2 separate regions of the Homo sapiens genome follow, and region 1 is linked to region 2. The links are chromatin loops, found by intact Hi-C in ENCODE. Cell type or tissue: heart right ventricle. All regions are shown on one strand.

Region 1 (8,000 bases), 47 kb before region 2:
TTTCTCTGAGTATTTCCATTCTCTCTGATACTCGGCCCCACAAATTCCAGCCACTCCCTGAACCCTTATCTCTATTCTCAACCCAGTGAAACCACTATGCTCTGCTTGGAATGTCCTTCCATGGGCTATAATCCAGAAAGTATCTCCAAGCAGAATGACAGGGTCATATTAAGACTCTCTGTCTTTGTTTCTATTCTCTCAGTGATCACAACCCTGTACTGCCAGCTGCCCAATGTTTGAAAACAGCTGTTTCACAGATTTTTGTCCAGTTTTTTTCTCTCTTGCTTTGTCCAAATTTTTATTTACGATGAGAATGCAAGTTGAAAAGCAATTACTCCTTCATGGCTGGGAGTGGAATTTCCCTCTCCAATTCTTTTTAAAGAAAGTGATACTGGGATACCTTTATGATATTAACTCTTCTCCAATCATGAAAGTGTTAAAAACCTTAAAAGTTTTAAATATTACCATCCCTTTGCAAATCATCTTAAATGGTACTAAACAAAAAAAATCAACTTTATTTATAAACATACTGTCCTCAATTTACAGTCATGCTAAGATAGAGCAGTGACAATGAAATTGTATTTCTTACTTATGTATAATTTATTTAATTTGAATTCCATAAAAGGCATTTCTTTATAAGTAGCAAGAGGTTTCTTTTGCTCTTCCAAAATATAAAGTTTCTTCTAACTCATTATCTTTTTTTAATACTGATTACAGAATTAAAAAGCAAAATCAGTCAGACAGCTATAAATAACTGATATAGGAATAAACTATGTCTTATGATATATAAATGCAGTTTATTTTTATGAACTGAAGCAAAATATACCAAGAGGGTGAAAAATAGAAGACATAAAATGATAACTTACCCCTTATTTGCCTGTCAACAACTCTCATTTCCTTTCTTATCTTCAATGACCACTCATTGACCTGGGAAAATTTTTAGAAAAGGAATGAGGAGAAAAGCCGAAACTCCTAACTCAATCTAATTTAAGAATTTTGTATTAACTCCACATTTATTACAGACACAAAATTTAAAAAGCCATTTTCAAAGACAGAGCTTTAGGGTCAAATTTTACTTTTTTTTAATTTCACCTCTTTTTATTCACAGTGCACAGGAGTTTTAAGTTATTCAAAGATTCGTAGCCGAGGGCAGGCTGTAAGCAGCACTTTATATAAAACCTCGGAAAGAGTACGGTACTGTCTAGGTACACAAAGATTTGAAGAGGTCCAAGTGCACAGTTAGCTTTAAGAGCATCAGAAAATTTTCATCTTTCACAGGTAGTCATTTCAAAAACTACTCTGTCTGTGTCATGAGAACTCATCTTTCCCTTTTTCCCTTTAAAAATAATGCTTTTCCATTTTACAAAAGAAAAACATTCCCCTAACCTATGTCTCTTATTACCATGGTAGTTTCCTGACAGGCAAAAATTTCTGAAGCACTAAACATAGGGTGGACTGGAAATGCTGGTGGAGGTGTTGAGAAAGTAGTAAATTACTCTAATGATTACCAAATTATTATGCAAGTGAACTGTTTTCCAATTCTTCACGTTTCAAAAACACTGAAGGAAAACCTGAGTTATGAGTCAATTAATCATTAAAAGTCAATTTTATGCTAAATTACTATGTGCTTTTTAGTACATGACTCAGAAGCTCAAAAAACTGAGTGACACTGCTATAACTAAACTCCTTCCATTACCATTTTATTACATCAACAAGGTTTCTCAGCACTTGAGTCTGATAAATCATAAAACAGAACAGAATTTATGCTGAACCCTTGTAGCATTCATTCATGTAGCAGTCATCCATGGACATACAGACTAAATGGCATTTTTTAAAAGTCCATACCATTAGAAGATGAATTTCCAATAAATTTCATTTTTAATGTTTAATATTGAACAAAATCTGTAAAATATTTATTATGCAACAACAATTGTAATAATTTGTGAAAGTTGTCAGAATCAAAATGAAGTCACTAGTGTATTAAAAAATCTGACATATAGAGCTGGAAAGGCTAAGAGGGTTCTCACACTTGTATACCTAAACAAAACCTATCACAAAAGATTCTGCAAAAACCACAGCCTTGCTTGCTCAAAGGCACTGCAATCTTACACAAAAAATACTTCCACAAGGACATCTGCCCAGCAACTGCCTGTCCAAACTTGGACTGGCATCACTCTTGTTATTGACCTCTGTAGCCTATCATAATCATTTTAAAACAATTACATAATCCTCCTTTTCCCTTTAAAAATCTGTCTTCCTTTACGTCCTTGAATATATACATAGTTTACCACGGCAAGTACATTCCCACTGCAATGCTGTTGCCAAATAACCATCATTTTCTTCTAGGGAACCTCTCTCTGTTTTTTATTTAGGTTGACCAACTCCACTCAGAAAAAATACTTATGCACTTAAAACTGTGTGGTCATACAAGTTTTAAAAATCTAATCAGGTTTATGTACTTTTTTTGGAAGTGAAATTTATATAATTAACCATTTTAAAGTATACAATTCACTGGCATTTAGTGCATTTACAATGTCATACAACCACCACCTCCCTATACCCTTTAAATAATCTCTTCCTATCTCCCCCTCCCCAGTTCCCTGGCAACCACTAATTTGCTTCCTGTCTCTATGGGATTGCTTATTCTGAATATGAAAGGAATCACACAATGTGTTAACTTTTCGTTTCTGGTTTATTTAACATGATGTTTTCAAGGTGCCTCCATGTTGTAGCCTGTATCAGTACTTCAGTCCTTTTTATGGCTGGAAATTATTCTTTTATATGTGTATAACACAACTCGTTTATCCATTCAACTGTTAATGGAAATCTGGGTTGTTTACACCTTTTGGTTACCATTTCTACCACATCTCACCAATACCTGTTATTTTCTAATTTTTTTATGATAGCTGTCTGCTGAGTGTGAAGTGGTATCTCACTGTTTTGATTTACATTTTCTTTTTTTTTTTTTTTTAGTACTTATTGATCATTCTTGGGTGTTTCTCAAAGAGGGGGATGTGGCAGGGTCATAGGATAATAGTGGAGAGAAGGTCAGCAGATAAACACGTGAACAAAGGTCTCTGGTTTTCCTAGGCAGAGGTCCCTGAGGCCTTCCGCAGTGTTTGTGTCCCTGGGTACTTGAGATTAGGGAGTGGTGATGACTCTTAACGAGCATGCTGCCTTCAAGCATCTGTTTAACAAAGCACATCTTGCACCACCCTTAATCCATTTAACCCTGAGTTGACACAGCACATGTTTCAGAGAGCACCGGGTTTGGGGTAAGGTTATAGATTAACAGCATCCCAAGGCAGAAGAATTTTTCTTAGTACAGAACAAAATGGAGTCTCCTATGTCTACTTCTTTCTACACAGACACAGTAACATCTGATCTCTCTTTTCCCCACATTTGCCCCTTTTCTTTTTGACAAAACTGCCATCGTCATCATGGCCCGTTCTTGATGGTTGCTGTCTCTTCGGAGCTGTTGGGTACACTTCCCAGACGGGGCGACCGGGCAGAGGCGCTCCTCACTTCCCAGACGGGGCAGCCGGGCAGAGACGCTCACTTCCTAGACGGGGCGGCCGGGCAGAGGCGCTCCTCACCTCCCAGACGAAGGGCGGCCGGGCAGAGGCGCTCCTCACCTCCCGGACGAAGGGCGGCCGGGCAGAGGCGCTCCTCACCTCCCGGACGAAGGGCGGCCGGGCAGAGGCGCTCCTCACCTCCCGGACGAAGGGCGGCCGGGCAGAGGCGCTCCTCACCTCCCGGACGAAGGGCGGCCGGGCAGAGGCGCTCCTCACCTCCCGGACGAAGGGCGGCCGGGCAGAGGCGCTCCTCACCTCCCGGACGAAGGGCGGCCGGGCAGAGGCGCTCCTCACCTCCCGGACGAAGGGCGGCCGGGCAGAGGCGCTCCTCACCTCCCGGACGAAGGGCGGCCGGGCAGAGGCGCTCCTCACCTCCCGGACGAAGGGCGGCCGGGCAGAGGCGCTCCTCACCTCCCGGACGGGGTGGCCGGGCAGAGGCGCTCCCCACTTCCCAGACGGGGTGGCCGGGCAGAGGCGCTCCTCACTCCCCACTTCCTGGACGGGGCGGCCGGGCAGAGGCGCTCCTCACATCCCAGATGGGGCGACTGCCGGGCAGAGGCGCTCCTCACTTCCCAGACGGGGCGACTGCCGGGCAGAGGCGCTCCTCACTTCCCAGACGGGGCGACTGCCGGGCAGAGGCGCTCCTCACTTCTCAGATGGGGTGGCCGGGCAGAGGCGCTCCTCAGTTCCCAGACGGGGTGGCCGGGCAGAGGCACTCCTCAGTTCCCAGATAGGGCGGCCAGGCAGAGGTGCTCCTCACATCCCAGATGGGGCGGCTGGGCAGAGGCGCTCCTCACTTCTCAGACGATGGGTGGCCGGGCAGAGGCGCTCCTCACCTCCCAGATGGGGTGGCCAGGCAGAGGCGCTCCTCACTTCCCAGACAGGGCGGCAGGGCAGAGGCGCTCCTCACTTCCCAGACAGGGCGGCCGGGCAGAGCGGCTCCTCACATCCCAGAGGATGGGCGGCCAGGCAGAGACACTCCTCACTTCCTAGACGGGGTGGTGGCTGGGCAGAGGCTGTAATCTTAGTACTTTGGGAGGCCAAGGCAGGCGGCTGGGAGGTGGAGGTTGTAGCGAGCTGAGATCACGCCACTGCACTCCAGCCTGGGCAACGTTGAGCATTGAGTGAGCGAGACTCCGTCTGCAATCCCAGCACCTCGGGAGGCCGAGGCAGGCAGATCACTCGAGGTCAGGAGCTGGAGACCAGCCCGGTCAACACAGTGAAACCCCGTCGTCTCCACCAGAAATACAAAAACCAGTCAGGTGTGGCGGTGCGTGCCTGCAATCCTAGGCACTCGGCAGGCCGGAGGCAGGAGAATCATGGGAGCCCAAGGCAGGGAGGTTGCAGCGAGCTGAGATCACGGCAGTACAGTCCAGCCTCGGCAACAGAGGGAGACCCGAAGGGAGGGGAAGGGGGGGAGGGGGAGGGGGAGTAGGAGAGCTTGATTTACATTTTCTTAATGCCCAGTGAAGTTGGACTTTTTTTTTTTTTTTTGAGACGGACTTTCGCTCTTGTTGGCCAGGCTGGAGTACAGTGGCGCAATCTCAGCTCACTGCAACCTCCACCTCCAGCGTTTAAGTGATTCTCCTGCCTCAGCCTCCCAAGTAGCTGGGATTACAGGCGCTCACCACCACACCTGGCTAATTTTTGCATTTTCAGTAGAGACGGGATTTCACCACGTTGGCCAGGCTTGTCTACACCTCCTGACCTCAGGTAATCCACCTGCCTCAGCCTCCCAAAGTGCTGGGATTAAAGGTGTGAGCCACTGCACCCAGCCGAAGTTGGACATCTTTTCATGTGCTTGTTGGTCATTTGTATATCTCCTCTGGAGAATTGTTTATTCATATCTTCTGCCCATTTTTTAATTGAGTTGTCTGTTTGTTGGGTTGTATGAGTTCTTTTTACCTTCTGATAGTAGTAGACCCTTTACTGATATGGGATTTGCAAATATTTTCTCCCATTCAAGAAAGTCTTCTTTCTCAATAATGTCCTTTGAAACACAAGTTTTTAATTTTGAAAAAGTCCAGTTTATCTAAAGAATGTGTTTTCTGAACTTCTTCTTAAAGTCTCAGCTTAAATGTTACTTCAGGGAGACATTCCCTGACTCACAGAATAGGTTCAACCCTCCAGGCAGTACAACTGCACAGAACCCTATACCCCCACCTCTTTTGGAGAGCTCATTATACTTATGATTACTTACAAATATAGACTATAAGCTCCAGAAAGTCAAAGACCTTCTCTTATTCACCAAGCCCTTGCATAATGCCTGGCACAAAGGATAATAAATATCTGTTGAATTTGATTGCACGGAATACAAGATGTGATGGGACAAAAAATTTCAGCCATAAATAACACTTATGTAACAATCTTCAGAAACTTTCTATGTATGTTTTTAAATGTCAAAGAGTAAAAGTTTCATAAAATCTGTCAAAAAGAGAAATTCCTTCTAAACTTGTAAAATCAAAAGGGGCTTTGCAAAAAAGAAAAACTTACCTAAGAGAAATCTGAAGAACCAAAAGTATCCAGTCATGTCTCCGACCAGTGCTTCTCAACCTGAACTACACAAAAGTCAACTGGGAAACTTTAAAAATACTAATTTAACTGGGCCAGAGGTAGAGCCCAAATGACAGGTAGCATTTAAAATCTCTTCAGGTGACTATAATGTTATGTTAGAGTTAAGAAACACAGTCTAAGACAAAGAGCTCAAGAAAATGTATCAAGCAAGTCTCATAACTGTAAAGACTACTACAATAAAAGGAAATTTAAAACAGATGTAAAGAAAATTTGACAAATATTTATTTAGTGCCAATAGGATTTCAGTAGTAAATGAGGCCCTTATAATTAAGTAAAACAGAACATAACGTGTACAGAATAAAAAATCAACTAGTAAATTAGACAATATATTTGAAAACCACAAGGAACCTATAGAAAGAGTTTCACACTACCAAAATATTATCCTTTATTCAAATTCATTCACAGAGGTCTATTATATGCGAAACTAGGCAAAGGAAACTAACACCATTAAGAGGTTATTTTCCATGAACAATGCTGAGAGACAGCTTAAGACAAATAGAAAACAAAATGATTGAATTCCTGTTCCATCCTTCACTGAAATTCATTCTAGGTGGACTGAAGACATATGGAATGCAAAACTGTGGTGTTTTAAGAAGACAGTATAGGAGAATACATTTATGATTTCAGGTTAGAGGAGGAGTTCTCTTTTTTTTTTTTTTTTTTTTTAGTATTTATTGATCATTCTTGGGTGTTTCTCAAAGAGGGGGATGTGGCAGGGTCATAGGATAATAGTGGAGAGAAGGTCAGCAGATAAACACGTGAACAAAGGTCTCTGGTTTTCCTAGGCAGAGGTTCCTGCGGCCTTCCGCAGTATTTGTGTCCCTGGGTACGTGAGATTAGGGAGTGGAGATGACTCTTAATGAGCATGCTGCCTTCAAGCATCTGTTTAACAAAGCACATCTTGCACCACCCTTAATCCATTTAACCCTGAGTTGACACAGCACATGTTTCAGAGAGCACGGGGTTGGGGGTAAGGTTATAGATTAACAGCATCCCAAGGCAGAAGAATTTTTCTTAGTACAGAACAAAATGGTGTCTCCTATGTCTCCTTCTTTCTACACAGACACAGTAACCATCTGATCTGTCTTTCTTTTCCCCACATTTCCCCCTTTTCTTTTCAACAAAACCGCCATCGTCATCATGGCCTGTTCTCGATGGTCACTGTCTCTTCGGAGCTATTGGGTACACTTCCCAGATGGGGTGGCCGGGCAGAGGCACTCCTCACTTCCCAGACGGGGCAGCCGGGCAGAGGTGCTCCTCACCTCCCAGACGGGGCGGCCGGGCAGAGGCGCACCTCACTTCCCAGATGGGGTGGTGGCCGGGCAGAGGCGCTCCTCACATCCCAGACGATGGGCAGCCGGGCAGAGGTGCTCCCCACCTCCCAGATGATGGGCCGGGCAGAGGTGCTCCCCACCTCCCAGATGATGGGCAGCTGGGCAGAGGCGCTCCTAGCCTCCCAGATGGGGCGGCCAGGCAGAGGCGCTCCCCACCTCCCAGATGAAGGGCAGCCGGGCAGAGGCGCCCCCCACTTCCCAGACGGGGTGGCGGCCGGGCAGAGACGCCCCTCACCTCCCAGACGGGGCGGCCGGGAAGAGGCGCCCCTCACGTCCCAGACGGGGCGGCCGGGCAGAGGCGCCCACTTCCCAGACTGGGCAGCCGGGCAGAGGCGCTCCTCGCCTCCCAGACAGGGCGGCCGGGCAGAGGCGCTCCTCGCCTCCCAGACGGGGCGGCAGGGCAGAGGCGCTCCTCGCCTCCCAGACGGGGCGGCCGGGCAGAGGCATTTCTCACTTCCCAGATGATGGGCGGCCGGGCAGAGACGCTCCTCACTTCCCAGATGGGGTGGCGGCTGGG
Region 2 (8,000 bases):
AGGGAAACCTCTGTACCTTCTCTCTTTTGCTGTGAACCTAAGAGCTCTAAAAAAAGTTCTAATTTTAAAAAACTTTGAAATCTAGTATAATGGAAGAATGGATTAGAGCTGGGGGAGGCAATCAGCAGTCTGCCTTGGATGCCTGTGGGTCATCCAAGTGAGATGTCCAGCAGATAGTCTATTTGCAGATCTGGTATTGAATAGAGTGTTCTGGACTACAGATGTAGATTCAGTATGTGGGAGTCAAAGACATGAGTATTGATGAAATCACCCAAATTGATTAAAAACTGGAACAGAACTCTAGGAAAACAATAACTCTGAAGAAGCAAGGGAGGAAGAAAATTCCAGGAAGGAAATTATGAAGGGAAGATCAGAGAAGTAGGTGAAAATCAGGTAGAGTAGTACCACAGAAGTTCAAGGGAAAGGAATTGCAAGGAGGAAATGCTTAACAGAGTCACCATAGGCAGAGAGCTAAAGTAATATAAGTAAGAAAATGCATTCACTGGATTTAACTATTAATTCAATTAGATATAATCCAATTAATATAGGAAGAATAAATAAATGACTGTTAAATTAAGTATTAAAGGCCTAACAGTTAAATAATGGAAACAAAAGGGCAGATTAGGGCAATGGAAGAGGGTGATTTTTAGTGAGGATATAGCTGAAACAAGGTTGGCTATGAGTCGATAATTGTTGAAGTTGAGTAGATGGGAATTAATCATATTAATCTCTCTACTTTTGTATATAATTGAAATTTCCTAAGAAAAAAAAAAGATTTAAAAAACCTTCTTCCTCCTAAAAAAGGAAAGCCACAGATTGGGAGAAAACATTTGCAATACATATATTTGACAAAGCACTCATATCTAAAATATGTACATAACTCTTATAATTCAATAAGAAAAAGATAGACAGAAACCCAATAGAAAAATGGGCAAAAGATTTTAACAAGCACTTCCCAAAAGAGGTTTTTCAAATTACTAATAAACATGACAACGGTTTTAGCCTCATTAGTCATTGGAGAAGTGCAAATTTTTCCGTTTGTTTTAACTTTTATTTTAGGTTCAGGAATACATGTGCAGGTTTGTTGTATAGGTAAATTCATGTCGCGGGGGTTTTGTTGTACAGATTACTTCATCACTTAGGTACTAACAAGGACGCAATAGCTATTTGTTCTGCTTCTCTCCCTCCTCTCACCCTCCACCTTCAATTGGTCCCTAGTGTCTGCTGCTCCCCTCTTTGTGTCCATGAGTTCTCATCATTTAGTTCCCACTTGTAAGAGAGAACATGCAGGATTTGGTTTTTTGTTCCTGCATTAGTTTGCTAAGGATAATGGCCTCCAGCTCCATCCATGTTTCTGCAGATGACATGATCTCATTTTCTTTTGTTTTTTGTTTTGTTTTGTTTTGGTTTTTTTGAGACAGAGTCTTGGCTCTGTCACCCAGGCTGGAGTGCAATGGCGCAATCTTGGCTCACTGCAACATCTGCCTCCTGGGTTCAAGCGATTCTCCTGCCTCAGCCTCCTGAGTAGCTGGGACTACAAGCACATGCCACCATGCCTGGCTAATTTCTGTATTTTTAGTAGAGACAGGGTTTCGCCATGTTGGCCAGGCTGGTCTCAAACTTCTGACCTCAGATGATCCTCCCGCCTCGGCCTCCCAAAGTGCTGGAATTACAGGTGTGAGCCACTGTGCCAGCCGATCTTGTTCTTTTTTATGGCTGCATAATATTCCATGGTCTACATGTACCACAATTTTTTTTATCCAATCTGTCACTGATGGTCATTTAGGTTGATTCCATGTCTTTGATATTGTGAATAGTGCTTCAATGAACATGTGTCTTTATGGCAGAATGATTTGTATTCTTCTGGATATATAACCGGTAATGGGATTGCTGGGTTGAATGGTAGTCCTGTTTTTAACTCTTTGAGAAATCACCATACTGCTTTCCACAATGACTGAAATAATTTATACTCCCACCAACAATGTATAAATGTTCCCTTTTCTCTGCAACCTTGCCAGCATCTGTTATTTTTTGACTTTTTAATAATAACCATTCTAACTGGTGTGAGATGGTTTGGTGGTTTTGATTCACATTTCTCTAATGATCTGTGATATTAAGCTTTTATTCATATGCTTGTTGGACATACGTATGCCTTCTATTGAAAATTGTCTATTCATGTCCTTTGCCCACTTTTTAGTGGGGTTTTTTTTCTTGTAAATTTGTTTAAGTTTTTTATAGATGCTGAATATTAGACCTTTGTCAGATGCATAGTTTGCAAATGGTTTCTCCTATTCTGTAGGTTGTTTGTTTACTCTGTTGATAGTTTCTTTTGCTATGCAGCTCTTAAGTTTAATTAGATCCCATTTGTCAACTTTTGCTTTTGTTATCTTTGTCCTGAAATCTTTGCCTGTTCCTGTGACCAGAATGGTATTGCCTAGGCTGTCTTTCAGGGTTTTTATAGTTTTGGGTTTTACATTTAAGTCTTTAATCCATCTTGAGTTGATTTTGGTATATGGTGTAAGGAAGGGGTCCAATTTCAATATTCTGCATATGGCTAGTCAGTTATCCCAGCACCATTTATTGAATAGGGAGTCTTTTCCTCTTTGCTTGTTTTTGTCAGCTTTGTCAAAGATCAGATGGTTGTGGGTGTGTGGTCTTATTTCTGGGCTCTCTATTCTGTTCCATTGGTCTATGTGTCTATTTTTGTAACAGAACCATGCTGTTTTGGTTCCTGTAGCCCTGTAGTATAGTTTGAAGTCAGGTAATGCGATGCCTCCAGCTTTGTTATTTTTGCTTAGGATTGCCTTGGCTATTCGAGCTCTTTTTTGGTTCCATATGAATTTTAAAATAGTTTTTTTCTAGTTCTGTGAAGAATGTCATTGGTAGTTTGATAGGAATAGCATTGAATCTGCATATTGCTTTGGGCAGTATGGCCATTTTAATGATATTTTTCTTCCTATCCATGAGCATAGACTGTTTTTCCATTTGTTTGTGTCAGCTCTGATTTCTTTGAGCAGTGTCTTGTTATTCTTATTGTAGAGATTTTCCACCTTCCTGGTTAGTTGTATTCCTAGCTACTTTTTTCTTTTTGTGGCAGTTGTGAATGGGATTGCGTTCCTGATTTGGCTTGTGGCTTGGTTCGTGTTGGTGTATAGGAATGAGAAATGCAAATTAAAACCACAAAGAGATATACCTCTATACAGTCACCAGAAATGCTAATATGAAAAAATATATGTAACATCAAATGTTAGTAAGAATATGAAACACTGGAACTCTCTTATACCACTGAAGAAAATGTAAATTGGTACAACTACTTTAGAACACTATTCGTGTTTACCAGAAATGAACATAGCACACTCAATAACGCAACACCCTCAAGAGAAATGTGAATATATATGAACCAAAATTATATACAAGAATATTCATAGAAGTAGTCTTTTTTGTCTTACTGTTTTTATTTTTTTATATTTATTTATAGTAGTACTATTTGTAATTGCCAAAAACTGAAAATAAGCTAGATTGCTCACCACAATATAATGAATAACTATAAATTGTGGTGTGTTCATACAATTCTACACAGTACTGAAGATGAACAAGCTACTACTACATATGACAGAGATGAACCTCACAATTGTAAATAAAAGAAACTGTAGGCAAATGACTATATCCTACATGATTTAAATTGTATAACACTTAAAAAGAGGCAAAACGAATCTATGAATGTAGAAGTTATCATAGAGATTACATTTGGGGAGAAATGTGAAGGTAGAACCTCCCTCTGGTTCCTTCTGAATGTGACAATTGTTCTGTTTCTTTATCTGGGTGATGGGTTACATGAGGGTGTTGACTTTGTGACAAATTAATATTCTTCATATTTGAAACTTGTATACTTTTACGAAGACATATTTCCCTTCAATGAAAGCTTTAACTAAAGGAATAAAATAATGTATTTTCCCTAGATGGCTGGAAATGGTCAAACAAGAGTTGGTGAGGATGCTGCACATTTGTTCCATCCCTTTCCTGTCCCAGCCCTCTCCTTTTTAGCTAATGAATACATGCTACGAGGCATCAAAAGCTCTTTCCACTTCCTACATGTGGTTTGCCCTATAGGAATATTATTTCAGAAAACACTACTACTCCATTCAGACTGTGGAATAACTCTCAGATAACATGTAGCTTATAGTTAACACCACATGTTCCTTGACTAAAAAATCCAAGCTGCTTGAACAAAATCTAGGACTCTGAAGACATGTTTTTCCAGAATAGGTTAATCAGATACATTCCTGCTTAGGTTAAAGGAATACAACTGAATGAGTTACTGCAGGCTTTTCTCATCCTTAGAAATCTTTGAAATTGTAAAGGGTCTTTAATTTCTGCATAGCCCAATCTAGTGCATAGTATGCAACAAACTCTCTTTTGCTTTGGTAGTGTTACCTCTCATCCTTTTCATGCTTTGGTAGTATTACTTCTCATCCTTCCCATAGCCACAGAAATATAGCAAAGTCTGTGTAAATCTGCCCTTGTTCAGTAACAGCAGAGAGTATGCTTGGCTGAAGCAGAAGAAAGCTGCTCTCTTGCCTCCTGTTCCCTTTTTTGGAGATGTTCAGGGTAGTAAAATGAGTTCAGTGCTGAACTCATGAGGATGATCTTTACTACCTTACATTCACAGGTTTCTCTCTAAATAAAAATCCTGGTTAACTATGAGCCATTTTGATGAATAATGGAAATATATTTCAGAGCAAGTAGGTTCTATTAGAACTAGCTTTTTAAAAAAGATAAACTCCTGACTCATCCTGCCTCCCAAAGATGATGACTGGGAAGTGTCCAACAAAGTGTCCAGATCTGGGCTTTCAGCACTTGCTCTTGCTGCGTTGCCAGCTCACTGCTCGCTTTTCTGTGGATCCTGGCAGGTGGAATGTTTATAGATTTTTGCAAATGTAGCATGCCTTTTGTCAGATGATAAGTGTGCCAATTTGTAACCGGGACATAAAAGATCTAAATTCATAGAGAAAATTGTACTAAATGACCTTCACATTTGCTTCTGACACTCAGATTCTATTATTTTAAACAGAAAAACTGTAAGAATCACATTCTTTTTTTTCCTCACTAAACAAACCTAGGTGCTTTTAAAGCAAAGCAATATACGTCAAGATTGGTCACCAAGTCCACCACATTCAAAACTAATAAGTAATTTTAACAAGATGGTTTTAAAATTCCAAGACATTGCCATGTTTGACATTTTGAGAGGTATCTCTTACCTAAGCCTCTGGCAACAAAGCTAGGAGTCAGCTTGAGGAATTCTGTTCCAGAAACCTACTGTTTTAGCCACTTGGCTCAGAAATTAAGTGAAAATAAATGAAGAGCACTTAAACCATAAAAATAAAAGCTACCCTGAAAATATCAAGAAGTTCTAATTTTCCTTTTGCTGTGCCTGAAACCCTACTACTTCATCTTTGTGAAAGGACCTCACAAAACCAAGTTACGCATGTGGAAACGTGGCCCAAGACTCTGTTTTGTCAATAAATAGACAGCATTCTCAAAGCAACTTCCCCAATGAAAAGAGCTCACATAATTTTAGAACAGTAGTGACACTAAATACACACTGCATGTGAACATCATTTTTATATTATACAACTGATGGCATGGTTTAAGGCAAAATTGGTGAGACTGTTAGGCCATTAACCTTTTTTTTTTTTTTCTTCCCATGTTCAAGCAATTCTCCTGCCTTAGCCCCACAAGTATCTGGGACTACAGGCATGCGTGCCACCATGCCTGGCTAATTTTTGTATTTTTTAGAGATTGAGTTTCACCATGTTGCCCAGGCTGGCATTGAACTCCTGAGCGCAAGCGATCTCCCCACCCCAGCCTCCATTAACCTTTTATAAGGGAATCTAGGAACAAGATTTCTGTCCTTCTCACTCCACCCCCCAAAATGAGTTTTCCTAGAAACAGAAACTTTTCACTTTGCCAAAACATTTCAAAGTTAATTGTTTCGAATTTTATAAAATGAATCTTCCTGACTTCTTGTGCAGATGATACTGGTAAAATATTTTTCTTGGTGACACAGAATCATTGTCGGCAAGATAGTGACATTCTTTCAAGACATTATTTGTTACTGCACTACCTGGCCACAAACTACTGTCTTTTGTTTTGTTTCTTCATAACTTCCATCCTTTACACCAAAGTTTGTAACTATGACCTCTTTGGCCTGCCTCTGGCACGCCCCTCCCTTACTCCATAGCTTCTATAGGTGTGACTCCTGAAGACTGGGAAGCCAGATCAACAAGCTCATTGAAATCTATGCAAAGTAAAAATAAATTCTCTCTGGCTCCTCATTCATTCAGTAGATGCTTATGAATAAGAAAACGTCTGCATGCCTTTGACATCTCTTTAGGTGCTTCTCTATTTTCAAGCTTACTTTTGTTCTTCATTATTAGATAAATAGGCTATAAATTTAGTTAAGTATCCTCTATGTCAACACAAAGAGTGTATTTTAAAAGAGACTGTAAATAAGAGTATTCAAAAACCATTTAACGTCTAATGTAAGGAGTCTACTATCCCATTATGCACATAAACAAAGGGAACTTGACAGTAATAAGTGTCAGGGATACCTTGTTTTACTGCATTTCACCTTACTGTGCACCACAGATACTGTGGGTTTTTTCTTTTTTTTCAGATGGAGTTTTGCTGTTGTCACCCAGGCTGGAGTGCAATGGCACGATTTCTGCTCACTGTAACCTCCACCTACCGGGTTCAAGCAATTCTCCTGCCTCAGCCTCCCGAGTAGCTGGGATTACAGGTGCGTGCCACCATGCCCAGCAATTTTTTTAAATTTTTATTTTTAGTAGAGACAGGGGTTCACCACGTTGGCCAGACTGGTTTCGAACTCCTGACCTCAGGTGATCCACCCACCTCGGCCTCCCGAAGTGCTGGGATTACAGGCGTGAGCCACTGCGCCTGGCTAGATACTGTGCTTTTTTTTTACAAATGGAAGGTTTGTTGTAATCCTGTGTCAAGCAATTCTATCAGTGTTATTTTTCCAACAGCATGTGGCTCACTTTGTGTCTCTGTGTCACATTTTGGTAATTCTAGCAATATATCAAACTATTTCACTATGATTATATCTGTTATGGTGATCTGTAATCCGTGATCATTGATGTTACTATCGTAACTGTTTTGGGGCATCATGAACTGAACCCATATAATACAAGGAACTTAATTGATAAATGCTGCATGTATTCTGACTGCTGCACTGGCCAGACATCTTCAATTAGGCCAATTAATAACCCTACAATGGCCTCTAAGTGTTCAAGTGAAAGAGTTGCAGGTCTCACATTAAATCAAAAGCTAGAAATGATTAAGATTAGTGAGGAAGGCATGTTGAAAACTGAGATAGGCTGAATGCTAGGTCTCTTGTGCCAAACAGCCAAGTCGTGAATGCAAAGGAAAGGTTCTTGAAGGAAATTTAAAGTGCTACTCCAGTGAATATATGAATGATAAGAAAATGAAACAGCCTTATTGCTGATATGAAGAAAGTTGTAGTGGTCTGGATAGAAGATCAAACTAGCTACAAAATTCCCTTAAGCCAAAGCCTAATCCAGAGCAAGGCCCCAACTCTCTTCAATTCTGAAGGCTGAGAGAAGTGAGGAAGCCGCAGAGGGAAAGTTGGAAGCTAGCAGAGGTTGGTTGATTCATGAGGTTTAAGGAAAGAAGCTGTCTCTGTAACGTAAAAGTGTAAGGTGAAGCTGTAAGTGCTGATGTAGAAGCTGCAGCAAATTATCCTGAAGATCTAGCTAAGATCACTGATGAAGGTGAGTACACTAAACAACAGATTTTCAGTGTAGGCAAAACAGCCTTCCATTGGAAGAAGATGCCATCTAGGACCTTCACAGCTAGAGAGAAGTCAACACCTGGTTTCAAAGCTTCAAAGGACAGGTTGACTCTCTTGTTAGGGGTTAATACAGCTGGTGACTTTAAGTTGAAGCCAATGCTCATTAACC

Evidence for each region. Peaks named below come from ENCODE experiments on the same cell type or tissue, not always from the same donor. Only the 100,000 strongest peaks of a DNase experiment are listed, where the experiment ranks them.
Region 1: it touches region 2 in a loop (2.1-fold over the local background); 4 of 110 quality-filtered maps call a loop at or near these places.

Annotation. Positions count from the first base shown.
Region 1 is chr2:86,541,386-86,549,385 of GRCh38, forward strand. RNF103-CHMP3 (RNF103-CHMP3 readthrough) reads right to left here. Exons shown (of 8, transcript NM_001198954.1): 4 at 867-927. It overlaps CHMP3 (charged multivesicular body protein 3), which reads right to left. Exons shown (of 6, transcript NM_016079.4): 2 at 867-927. Among named protein-coding and RNA genes, the nearest start is that of CHMP3-AS1, 17 kb to the right of the region's middle. In heart right ventricle, no CTCF peak of the experiment used is centred here; no DNase peak of the experiment used is centred here.
Region 2 is chr2:86,588,179-86,596,178 of GRCh38, forward strand. The region is part of intron 3 of RNF103-CHMP3 (RNF103-CHMP3 readthrough); the gene reads right to left. The region is part of intron 5 of CHMP3-AS1 (CHMP3 and RNF103 antisense RNA 1); the gene reads left to right. Among named protein-coding and RNA genes, the nearest start is that of CHMP3, 29 kb to the left of the region's middle. In heart right ventricle, no CTCF peak of the experiment used is centred here; a DNase peak (open chromatin) is centred at 4,849; H3K27ac peaks cover 3,771 bases.